3 separate regions of the Homo sapiens genome follow, and all the other regions are linked to region 1. Evidence: chromatin contacts called from ENCODE Hi-C or POLR2A ChIA-PET data. All regions are on one chromosome and are shown on one strand. The core of a region is the stretch at or near the end of the contact, and the rest is flanking DNA. Distances in the headings are between cores, read along the strand shown.

What was found. Hi-C counts contacts between places; a loop is a spot of excess contacts on that map. ChIA-PET counts read pairs that join two places held with the same protein, here RNA polymerase II (POLR2A). Pooled maps may share reads with other maps.
Region 2: a loop to region 1 is called in a pooled map, with 9 times the contacts of the local background. The contact joins two enhancer-like sites. A Hi-C loop is called at or near these places in 1 of 37 single-sample maps with no recorded cell type and 9 of 50 pooled maps. POLR2A ChIA-PET finds 5 or more read pairs at or near these places in 9 of 52 experiments (AG04450, HepG2, T-cell and 4 more).
Region 3: a pooled map shows a loop between it and region 1 (4-fold over the local background). The contact joins two enhancer-like sites. A Hi-C loop is called at or near these places in 1 of 168 maps with a recorded cell type or tissue (PC-3) and 5 of 50 pooled maps. POLR2A ChIA-PET finds 5 or more read pairs at or near these places in 5 of 52 experiments (AG04450, H1, K562 and 2 more).

Annotation. Positions count from the first base shown.
Region 1 is chr11:116,851,875-116,855,673 of GRCh38, forward strand. The region is part of intron 21 of SIK3 (SIK family kinase 3); the gene reads right to left. It also overlaps APOA1-AS. Among named protein-coding and RNA genes, the nearest start is that of APOA1, 16 kb to the left of the region's middle. RefSeq lists a silencer at 1,085-1,154. Within about 2 kb of position 1,762, at least 14 of the 41 ENCODE cell types and tissues checked have a DNase peak (open chromatin) inside an H3K27ac peak, as active enhancers do.
Region 2 is chr11:117,061,521-117,065,319 of GRCh38, forward strand. All of the region lies in intron 1 of SIK3 (SIK family kinase 3), which reads right to left. Among named protein-coding and RNA genes, the nearest start is that of SIK3, 35 kb to the right of the region's middle. RefSeq lists enhancers at 1,719-1,828, 2,009-2,108 and a silencer at 2,890-3,090. Within about 2 kb of position 1,776, at least 4 of the 41 ENCODE cell types and tissues checked have a DNase peak (open chromatin) inside an H3K27ac peak, as active enhancers do.
Region 3 is chr11:117,001,332-117,005,130 of GRCh38, forward strand. The region is part of intron 1 of SIK3 (SIK family kinase 3); the gene reads right to left. Among named protein-coding and RNA genes, the nearest start is that of SIK3, 95 kb to the right of the region's middle. Within about 2 kb of position 1,665, at least 4 of the 41 ENCODE cell types and tissues checked have a DNase peak (open chromatin) inside an H3K27ac peak, as active enhancers do.

The DNA of each region.
Region 1 (3,799 bases), core at 512-3,011:
TCTGCTTTGCCAAGAAGCAATGCGAGCAGCCGCTTCTTACTTTTTCAAAAACCTATATTGTCTTCTTTGATAACTAACATCATCCACTCAATTCCTCGGGGTGCTTTTTTCCTTTAAGCCTGATTATATAGTTGGATGCAAATCTCATCAGTTGCATCTCTTTGCTCTCCGCAAGGACAAACATGAGCGCTCTCCTGTTTAAAGATTTTTAAAACATCATTACTAACCATGAGGAAACAGCAAAGCTAACAAAATGTATATAGTCCTGGTTGGAGCCTTCCTGCCTCTTCTGGAGGCCTCAGTGTTTTGGTTTGTTTGCTGTGTCTTTTAAGGCTCTTTTCCTTCCCTCTCTCAGACTTGTTTTTATCCCTGAGAATGGGGCCTCTGCAAACCAAAACACCCACCCTCCTTTGGGCTCTGCCTTGTCTGCTGTCTTCCCCGCCTTCAGGTCTGATGCCTGTAGGCACCAAGACAGAGCAAGCAACCACCTGACAAATCATGTAGGGGGCCTTCCTGACTCCCAGCCCAGAGCTCATCCCTCAGCCAAGCTGGAGTTGAGCACAAGGGTCATGAGCACAAGTTCTGGGGTCAGGAAGAGTTGGCCGTGAATCCTGGCTTAGCTGCTTCCTGAGGAGCAGGAGCTCGGGCAAGTTATCTTGCTTTGCTGGGTCTTAGTTATCTGTACAACTGGACTGACTCCATGGGTGTGGAGTGCTTCATAGAGGTTACTACACTGTAAAGGCTCAATAAAGTCTAGCATGATTTATATTCAGTTTAGAGATGTTATTTCTGAGTGCATAAGGACGTGCTGAGTCAGCTGACAAAAACAAACAAGGAAATTGATTTAATCACAGAACCCTGCTTGCAGAATTATGAGGGACAATATACCCATATGTAAATGAACAAATGACTCAGGGAAACTTTAATTTCCAGGAGAAGCCTCTGATTCAGGACAGACAAATGTCAGTTAAAAGCCAGATGAAAAAGAGTATTAATAGGAGTCAGGGGATACCCCAGGGCTCTGTCTGCTCAAGTTTCAGTATCATCAGTAGGTCAAAGACCTGGAAGGGCTAGCATCTTTCACTTGGCAGCTGTGCTTGGAGGGTGCAGAGTGGGCAAGGAGGCGTAAAGGAAAAAATACATGACCAGGGGATCAGAAAACTTGAAGTCAGGACCCAGCTCCCTCACCAGCAAAGTGTTGGCAAATCTTTCAGCTTCTCCTCAAGGTTCCTGATCTGAAAAATGACGGTTGTTTGGGGGCTCGAAAAGACAACACATGTGAAAGAGTCTTTAATCAACTGTAAAAGACCAAATAAGTCAAGTCTGATTTTTGGTAAGAATGCTGACCCTGAGTCTAGAAGTCCTTTGTGACACTCTATAAATAAGACCCTATCGACCATTTTGGGGGGTACAAACAGACTAACCCACTGCCCAAGGAACATGACATTCAGGATCAAATCTTTGGCAACCCTTTATGCCAATTCAGCAGCTACCAAAGTCATGGAGGAAAGATGGTTCCCAAGAGCTACATGCTCGAATATTTATCAAACTAAAGCTAAGAGAGTGCAGAGGTGGGATGATCGTCCGATCACACAAGGGGAAAAGTGCACAAATGGACACAATGCACGCCACCCACCTTCCCGGGGAACTTTGGGGCAACCTGCACAATTCTCTATTGAATCTGTCAATGTTGACTCGTCCTGACTCACTTACTGGGTTTTGAGAGAAAATGGGAGCAATAACGTGACTGCATACTCCCCTTAAAGGTTCTGGGGTAACCCCTCCCACTCTGTCAGCATTTTACTGCTCTATGAGGCCTGAGTAATAAAGCTGAGGCTGACTGAGCTCAGAGAAGAGGATGTGGTTTTCTTTGTGAGTTCCAGTTGGTAATCTCATGGTGTAGATTGGTTATGCTGCTGTGTTTATTTGCAAAGTCAAAAAGATCAAGTGTGTGTACCACTATAGAAGAAAGACAAACCTTGTTTTTCCTTCTAGGGTGGCAGGCAGGGAGATTACGGACAGCATGGGGCATGTGAAATCCTGACACTTCTACAAATTGGGAAGAAACCTTTGGCATGCTGCCTGCTTAGTGCTCTCACAGTGCCTGGCCTCATACTGGCTGGTGGCAAATCGCCATCAAGGAAATAGGTAACCATGGACACTGATATGATGGCATCTAATTTTCCTTTACTAATACCAATATGGCTGGGTGTGGTGGCTCATGCCTGTAATACCAGCATTTTGGGAGGCCAAGAAGGGAGGATTGTTTGAGCCCAGGAGTTCAAGATCAGCCCCGGCGACATAGCAAGACCCCATCTATACCAAAGGAAAAAAAAAATTAGCTGGGTGTAGTGGCACGCGCCTGTAGTCCCAGCTGCTCAGGAGGTTGAGGTGGGAGGACTGCTTGAGCCCAGGAGGTCGAGGCTGCAGTGAACCGTGGTTGCACCACTGCACTCTAGCCTAGGTGACAGAGCAAGACCCTGACTCAAAAAGTAACTAAATAACACCAACAATCCCTGTTCATCTACCCTTAAGAAATGCTAAGAAGATCACACTAGCTCTGCTCTTCTCAGTGATACTTCTTGCAGCACTCAGTACCTAGCACTTCATAGCAAAGCTGTTTATGAGCTTGTTTTACATCCCCTAGTAGAGTAGAAGCTCCCTGAGGACAGGTTATCCTTTCATCTCTGCATTCTCACAGCACCTACAGTAGAGTCTTGTGCAACACAGTTGAGATGGAGGGACCATTAAAAGAAACAGCAGGCATTCCTTCCTGGCAAAAAGGTTGAGAAGAGTGAGCTCCCCCACTTGCCTGCAGAGTGGTGGGGGCACAGCATTATAAGCCTTTCGTGACAGAAGTGAACAGCAAATTATCTGATGATTTTTTCAGTAAAGTAAAAATGTAAGCTCTGGAGTTTTTAAAAGAAACCTGAAAGCCAGGCATGGTGGCTCATGCCTGTAATCCCAGCACTTTGTGAGGCCGAGGTGGTTGGATCACTTGAAGTCAGGAGTTCAAGACCAGCCTGGCCAACATGGTGAAACCCCGTCTCTACAAAAAAAAATTAGCCGGGTGCGGTAGTGCACACCTGTAATCCTAGCTACTTAGGAGGCTGAGGCAGGAGAATCGCTTGAACCCAGGAGGGGTAGGTTGCAGTGAGCCGAGATCGTGCCACTGCACTCCAGCATGGGTGACAGTGTGAGACTCTGCCAAAAAAAAAAAAAAAAAAAAAAAAAACTTGAGTTTTTTTCACAGTACAGCTGAATCTAGACGATGCATTTTAGAAAACCTCTGTCCTTAGCTTCTACTAATGCCTTCATGTACACTGTACTTCAAACCAGCCAAGCCTGCTGCTGTCCTTGGAAAATTCCTTGAGACAGTCTCACCCATTGTTCTTTTCTCTTGCTTCTCCTCTAGATCCAAATGGCAAACCTTCTTCATCCACCAGGACCCAACCCACAGGCTACTTATTGCTGGAAACCTACGTTGTTCCTTGGATTGAAGTAATCTCTCCCTCCTCTGGTGCGCCCACAGCACTTGCACCAACAGTGGGTACTCAACAGACTAGCGTGCCTGCCGAAGAAGGGGTCCTCTGACAATCAGGGGACAATGGGGAATTATGCTCTCCAGACTTTCTACACACACAAGTCACACAGGAAGGAAGGTAAAGAGAAACTAGAGAAAATAATTTTTGAAGAAAAACATTTCAGGAAGTATTGAAAGTACACGGTAACTCAGCCTGGGGCAGGGGTGGAGGGCAGCAGCACTGTTTGCTGCAGCTATGCTCCTTCCTCAGTGCCC
Region 2 (3,799 bases), core at 526-3,025, 210 kb after region 1:
GATTAAACGAGTTCACAGATGTAAAAGCACTGACCAGAACAAATTAAGTACTCAATAAATCTTAGTTCCCTGTAACTCAACATAAGGTCTATGAACCCATAAGTCAACATTACCTGGGAGCTTGTCAAAATGCAGACTCTCAGGCCACTCCAGCCCTACTGAGTCTTCATTTTAATAAGATCCTCAGGTAATTGCTGTGCATATTTAAGTTGAAAAGCACTGTATTCGCTGGTATGATTATTATCAATCATAAGCTATTCTTTGAAAATGTCAATAAATAAGCAGAAATATTAGAAGAGTCCAAATTATTATTTGCTGATGATACGTTACAAAAAAAGAGAATCAATTATAATAGTTAATGAAATTTTGAAACATATTCTAAAGATACAGTAATTAAAACAAAGTATAGGCACATAAATAAATAAAGAGTGTATGTTAATATGACCGTTTCAAATAAGTGAGTAAATGATAAACTGATAGGGCAATTGGGTATAGATTTTTTTTTTTTAAATAAAAAAGTCAAGCCAGGCACAGTGGTTCACGCCTGTAATCCCAGCACTTTGGGAGGCGTAGGTAGGCAGATCATTTGAGGTCAGGAGTTCAAGACCAGCCTGGCCAACATGGTGAAACCCCATCTCTACTAAAAATACAAAAATTAGCCAGGCGTGAACTCCACTGTGCCCGGCCTGCTAATGTTATATTTTCAGTAGGAAATAGGCTAATATTTCAGCAGGCTAATATTTTCAGTAGGAATTACAAGCTTTCTGATTTTCCCTCGAAAATTACTTAACCCTTTGGAAATATATTCTCACGTTATCCAAATTTTCCTAAGAATTCTTAAAGTAAAAATATGTCAAATTTTGTCCTCCCCAAATGGGCCACAACGTGCATTTCCATTGGCCCTCTGATCAAACCTAGTTCCAGTTTAGTTTCAACAATGAACCATCTAAGCCAGGCAAGAAATTTAACAACATAACACCAAATATCGGCCCAAAATGGAACCCATAGGTCCAAAATATGCCTAATAGTAACAGACAGCAATTGTTTAAAAGTAATTGCAAAGAAATACAGTAAGTCCAAATTCACTTTAGTTTCAATTCTGAATCATTTCTCAATCTCTAAACTGGAAAAAAAAAATTTAGCCATTTGTCACCTCTGACTAAATACAGGCTAAATGCAGGCTTCAGTCCCCAAATCACTAAGTGTGGAAAAAGTGCATGCCTTCAAGAAAAGTGCCAACGGGAGGATTTTCCCAGAAAGAGTGGTTCACATACACAGTAGGAAAATCTTGTATAGGTAACTTGGCTACCAATTTAATTCCCTCAACCAATTTGGAAACTAATGGAAGTAAATGACTAAGAACTAAAATACATCAGACAGCATGGAAAAAAACATACGTATTAAAAGCACACAATGTGATTTAAGTTTGTTTTTAATTGCCTTTTGCTGAAGTTGGAATATTAAATTCTTTTGCTGCAGATAAATCAGAAATCAGCTTTACTGGTTTCCTATAATGTTGCACTTAGAAATGTTCAGCTGCTATAATGAATTACATGACTACTTAAAGGGGTTTCTTACTCCTTGTACAATATTTAAAAGAATGTATTACATGTATATCTGCCTTATACTAACTAATCTTCATATCATTGGGTCTAAATTATTAAAGTGATATAAACTACCAGTTATTGGAATTAAACACCCTCCCCTTTCTCTAAAACTGTTAGCTTCAATGAGTACCCACGTCTCAGAAGCTATGACCATAACTACACTGAAACCATAAATTAGTGAGATTGGAATTCCCCCACAAAGGAGGGGGAAGATTCAATACCTTTTCTCATAGCTGTAGCAGGCAATACTCTCTTGGTTTCTCAGAACCACTAAGTACGGCAGTCTCCTCTGCCCAATGTAAAGTCAGCTGCCAGGCTATCTGTAACCAAACCGTAGAACCTAGTTTCCCTTTCTGAAAAGGTAAATAATCCTTCTGGCCTGATTTACCAATAAAGATGTGAGTAAAAAGAAATTATCAAGGAGAGCATACCCAGGCTTTAACTTCTTAATGAAGTTTCTTTTTTTTTTTTTTTTTTAGATGGAATCTCACCCTGTTGCCCAGGCTGGAGTGTAATGGCATGATCTCGGCTCACTGCAACCTCTGTCTCCCGGGCCTCAGCCTCCCAAGTAGCTGGAATTACAGGCATCCACCACTACGCCTGGCTAATTTTTTGTATTTTTAGTAGAGACGGGGTTTCACCTTGGCCAGGCTGTTCTCGAACTCCTGATCTCAAGTGATTCGCCCCACTTCAGCTTCCCAAAGCTAGGATTACAGGCATGAGCCACCACGCCTGGCCTGAAGTTTCTTAAGATTCCCCATCTTATAAGAAAAAGACAAACCTTGTTGGTAATGTTAATACCAATAAGTACAAATTGCACGCTCCATATCTCATATTCAGTCAGAAAAAAAAAATTAGCCTTCAGGGACACTGATAACTTTATTATATGTTAATGAATACAGTATCAAAAACATCTGGAAAAAGTACCCCTGTTAAAGAGCACAGCATTAAGAATTCACAGAGGCTGCTCAGGATAAAGCCAGGTCAAAACTAAGGTCAACATCCTTCAGGGTTTTCAATGTCAGGGTCATTCATGTACTGAGACTTAAACTTGATCCTGAGTATAATTTGTCAGTAACTGCCAAGAATTTAAAAAAGGAAAAACAATAATTTAGAGTGCCTGTATTATCTAATTTATAGTAGACTTCATTAACACCAGAGAAACATCACAATTCCTATACCCCTACAACTTTTTAATTATCTCTTCAAGACATCTTAAATGAAAACAGCATATTACTTATTGCCTCTCACTCTTAACTCCTTTTTCTTTATTCTTTGAGATTGCTGACTCAAAGCCATCTTGGGCAATAAAGACTGGTTCAGCATTCTTCCAACTCATCTAAAAAACATTTTACATTTAGTGGCAGTTCAGTCTTTAACCACAGATCACATTTCTTTTCTACTGATAAGCACTGTCACAAATCAGAATTAACAATACAATTTTAGCATATTATCTTATCAGACTTCATAATTCTCCACTGCTGCCTAGATCTTGATTTTTCAACTCTTATACCTACAACGGCTGCTTTTTAAAAAGGCATCTTAAAACAGGTCTTTCATTTAAGTTCTTTCTACAGCAAAGGCAGGGTAATTAGTAGCTAAATGGCTTACAAATTGAGCTCTCTTCAAACACTAAAAATATTACCTAAACTAATATATCTGAACTGCACTTGACTTTTAATTGCTAAAATTCTCGTGTTAGATAAAACTCAGGAATTGATCCCATAGAAAGTAACTTTGTCGGCCAGGCGGTGGCTCACGCCTGTAATCCCAGCACTTTGGGAAGCCGAGGTGGGCAGATCACGAGGTCAGGAGTTCAAAACCAGCCCGGTCAGCATGGTGAAACCCCATCTCCACTAAAAATACAAAAAATTAGCTGGGCAAGGTGGCACACGCCTGTAGTCCCAGCTACTCGGGAGGCTGAGGCAGAAGAACTGCTTGAACCCAGCAGGCAGAGGTTGCAGCGAGCTGAGATTGCACCACTGCACTCCAGCCTGGGTGACACAGGGAGACTCCATCTCAAAAATAATAATAATAATAATAATAACAATAATAATAATAATAATTTCGTCTCTAGTGATTCTTACCCAACATAAAATGAGACGTAGCTTGGTTTCTTCCCTTGTTCTGATAAACCCCAAACTACTTTATTATTTTAAAAAATGAAAGAACAAGTGAAGACTGGATATTAA
Region 3 (3,799 bases), core at 415-2,914, 150 kb after region 1:
CCCATCTCTACTAAAACTACAAAAATTAGCCAGGCATGGCGGTGTGCACCTATATTCCCAGCTACTTGGGAGGTTGAGGCAGGAGAATCACTTGAACCCAGGAGGTGGAGGTTGCAGTGAGCTGAGATCGCCCCACTGCACTCCAGCCTGGGCAACACAGCAAGATTCCATCTCAAAAAAAAAAAATTTAAAATAAAGTAATTTGAGCTGGGCACAGTGGCTCACGTCTATAGTCCCAGCTACTTGGGAGGCTGAGACAAGAGAATCACAAGCCCAGGAATTGGAGGCTGCAGTGAGCCATGATCACACCACTGAACTCCAGCCCGGGCAACAGAGCAAGACCCTGCCTCCAGGCCTCAAACGATTCTCCCACCTCGGCCTCCCAAAGTGCTAAAATTACAGGCATGAACCACTGTACCTGGCCTAGGTCATTATTTCTTGCTTGAATGATTACAATAGTCTTCTAACAATTAATGAGTCTCCAATGAATACAATACTCTCCCTACCTTCAGTCCACCTTCTACATTGTCACATGAATTAACAAAAGCAAACTTGATTCTATCTGTCCACCTAAAAAAAGAAAAATCAGAAGTTCCCCATTATCTGCAGAAACAAATCCACACTCCTCAGCATCAAGTACAAAGCTCCTTCATTGTCTGGGCTCCACTGATTTATCCTTTCCCATTGCCTGCCACTTCTTCACACTGACATTGCGCTTTGGTCTTAAGAAACCATTTGCAGTTCCCTGAACTTGTATGCTTTTTCAAACCTGTCTTTTTATCTCACCCAAAATTCCTTTCCCCACTTTTAAAGTTTGCCATTTGAACATTGTAGTAAAATCTAGAAAACTTCTAGACCAAGCTTGTCCAACCCAGCCTGTGGGCTACATGCGTCCCAGGACGGCTTTGAATGTGGCCCAACACAAATTCATAAACTTTCTTAAAACATTATCACACTTTTTTGCAATTTTTTTTTTTTAGCTCATCAGCTATTGTTAGTGTTAGTGTATTTTTATATGTGGCCCAACACAATTCTTCCAGTGTGGCCAGGGAAGCCAAACAATTGGACACCCTTAAGGGACAGCCCTTAAGTAGGCTGAACTTAAGTTGCAAACATTGAGATAAAACATTAGTCTCCACCTGCCCAAAATACCAGCATCCGTCTTAGATCATTTTCCCAAACAGAAGCAAAATCTACTTGCTTATTTAAGTTACTTTCACTAAGGTCCATCTGGGCAATAGCTCCTCATTCTACACAATAAGCCTGCATCTTAGTCCATTACAAGAAAAAAAAACCACATTCTGGAAAAAGAAAAAAACATTTCACAATATTGGCTTCATAATAAATACATTTTAACTTAAAACAGTATGAAGTAGAATTTTTAATATAATAAAATGCTTGTCACTAGCAGTTCTTTTATAGAGAACATGTAGGAGGAAGGCTTGTCATCTGACAATATCTACCAGGTTAGCATTATGCAAGTATCTGAATTAATAAGCAGAAAGTAACAGTTACTGTCACCAAAAAGTCTGTATCCCTAAGTGAACTCTACTGTGAAATGAGGTGGAAGTTGTGTTTTTCCTGTTCTAAAATCCAACATGCTCACATTCCTTACAGGTAGCCAGTACTGATGAAGTCCGGATTTGCCAGCAATGAAAAGCAGTCAGTGTTCTGCCTTAAGCATACACGCCGTGTCAAGTAAATGCTGCCTTTGTAGTTGCCAGAGCAATAGCCACCACCAATAACAACAAAAATGAGGTAGCTGAGAGAGAACAGTGTGCCTACCACAGTAACATCTCGTTTCCTATGATACTGATTTTTGCTACATTAAGTCTCTTGCAACGAATGATAAGAAATTCACATTGACTTTATCAGATCTACACTACTCAGAATCTGACCGGGTTTACATAGAATTGACCAAGCTGCATGTGCCCAACTCTCACATACTTCTGTTCAAGAAGCCTTTAGTAAATAAGAACATAAAAGAAAAGCTTGACTCAGGCAGATCTGGTTTGGAATTCAAGCTCCAACACACTGGTTTTGCACTTTGGGCAATTTGCTTAACATCTTAAAGCACAATTTTTCTAGTATAAAATGAGGGTAATAAAAGTATGACCTGAAAGTACCTCATAAGGTTGTTCTCAGGATGAAATAAAAAAAAAAATATATTCAATGCTGGCTGGGAGCAGTGGCTCATGCCTGTAATCCTAGCACTTTGACGGGGCGGAGGCAGAAGGATCACTTGAGGCCAGGAGTTCAACACAAGGTAGGCAACAAAGCGAGACCCCAACTCTATTTATTAAATATATATATTTATTCAATGCCATGCCAGGCACACAGTAAGCACTATATAAACATAAGCATACGTTGTTGTTATGGTATTTCATTTTGCTGGTGTAGCTATTCTACTTGCTTTAGGTAGGGTCAACATCACAGAGGGTCATAAATTCCACACACAAAAAAGAAACAATTCAAGCTGAGAATTTAAAGTCGGAGCAACCTATTTATTGACAGACTACAGATGAGGAGTATAGATTGGTCCCCATTGCTGAACATTATACTTTAACGAGAAATGTTAAAACAAACAAACAAAAAACTCTGATTATCCATGTGCTACTGCTGCCTTCGTCTGAGCATCTATCTACAAAAATTATGGAGAATATGGGGAAAAAAGCTAAGAAATTAAAGTATTTATTAAGTAACAGAATGCCACCATAAGATTCACATATATTAAAAATCCTCTCCAAATATCATCTGATCATCCACTGATTAGAAACAAAGTTGACAGAATGCAACCCTGAATTTAACTTGTCTGAACTAAGACAGGACTGATCCTTAAGCACTGACAGGCAAGTTCAATGAATCTACCTTTAGGACCATAGGTTGATAAAGGTAACTAAAGGCAGGGAGCAGTGGCTCACACCTGTAATCCCAGCATGTTGCGAGGCCGAGGTGGGCAGATCGCTTGAGCCCAGGAGTTTGAGACCAGCCTGGGCAACATGGTGAAACCCCATCTCTACAAAAAATACAAAAAATTAGCCAGGCGTGATGGTGCACACCTGTGGTCCCAGCTACTCAGGAGGATGAGGTGGGAGGATTGCTTGAGCCCAGAAGGTCGAGGCTGCAGTAAGCCAAGATTGTGCCACTGCACTCCAGCCTGGGTGACAAAGTGAGACCCTGTCTCCAAAACAAAAAAAAAGAACAACGTTATTTAGACTATCCAAACAGGGACCCTGAAAATACTTGGGTAAGTGCATTTTGCTAATCAATTCTGACAAAAGATAATGGGGTGGAGGAAATAACATAGAGGCACTATTATTAAGACCTGACTCATTACTTTCCTTCAAATCTTACAAGGGAACAACCACAGAGTCACAGGAATACTTCTTCCCACCTGTCAATAACTTTACTCCAACCAACTCTTGTAAGATTCCTACCTCTTCTCCTCATCCCACCTTTGGCCAACTCTAGTCCAATTCCTGCTGGGCAATAAGAAAGGAAACAAGGTTAAAGCCTATGGGAAAACAAAGAGGTCCCAAAACCAAAGCTTTCTAATTAAAGCTTAATGTCGCATGATGTGAGCAATGAAAGGCATGTTAGATAAATCTAGTACGGCTACCTCAATTTAATTGGGAAGGAAATGGTAAATGTTGCCTAGTCTCATACAGCTAGTTAAGGGCACAGCCAGGCAGGATTAGAACTTAAAACCCCTATCTCCTAATCCAGTGTTTTTCCTACTATATCATTGAGATCAGTTTTTAAAAGACTGTATCAATGAACTCTTCTCCTTTTTTACTAT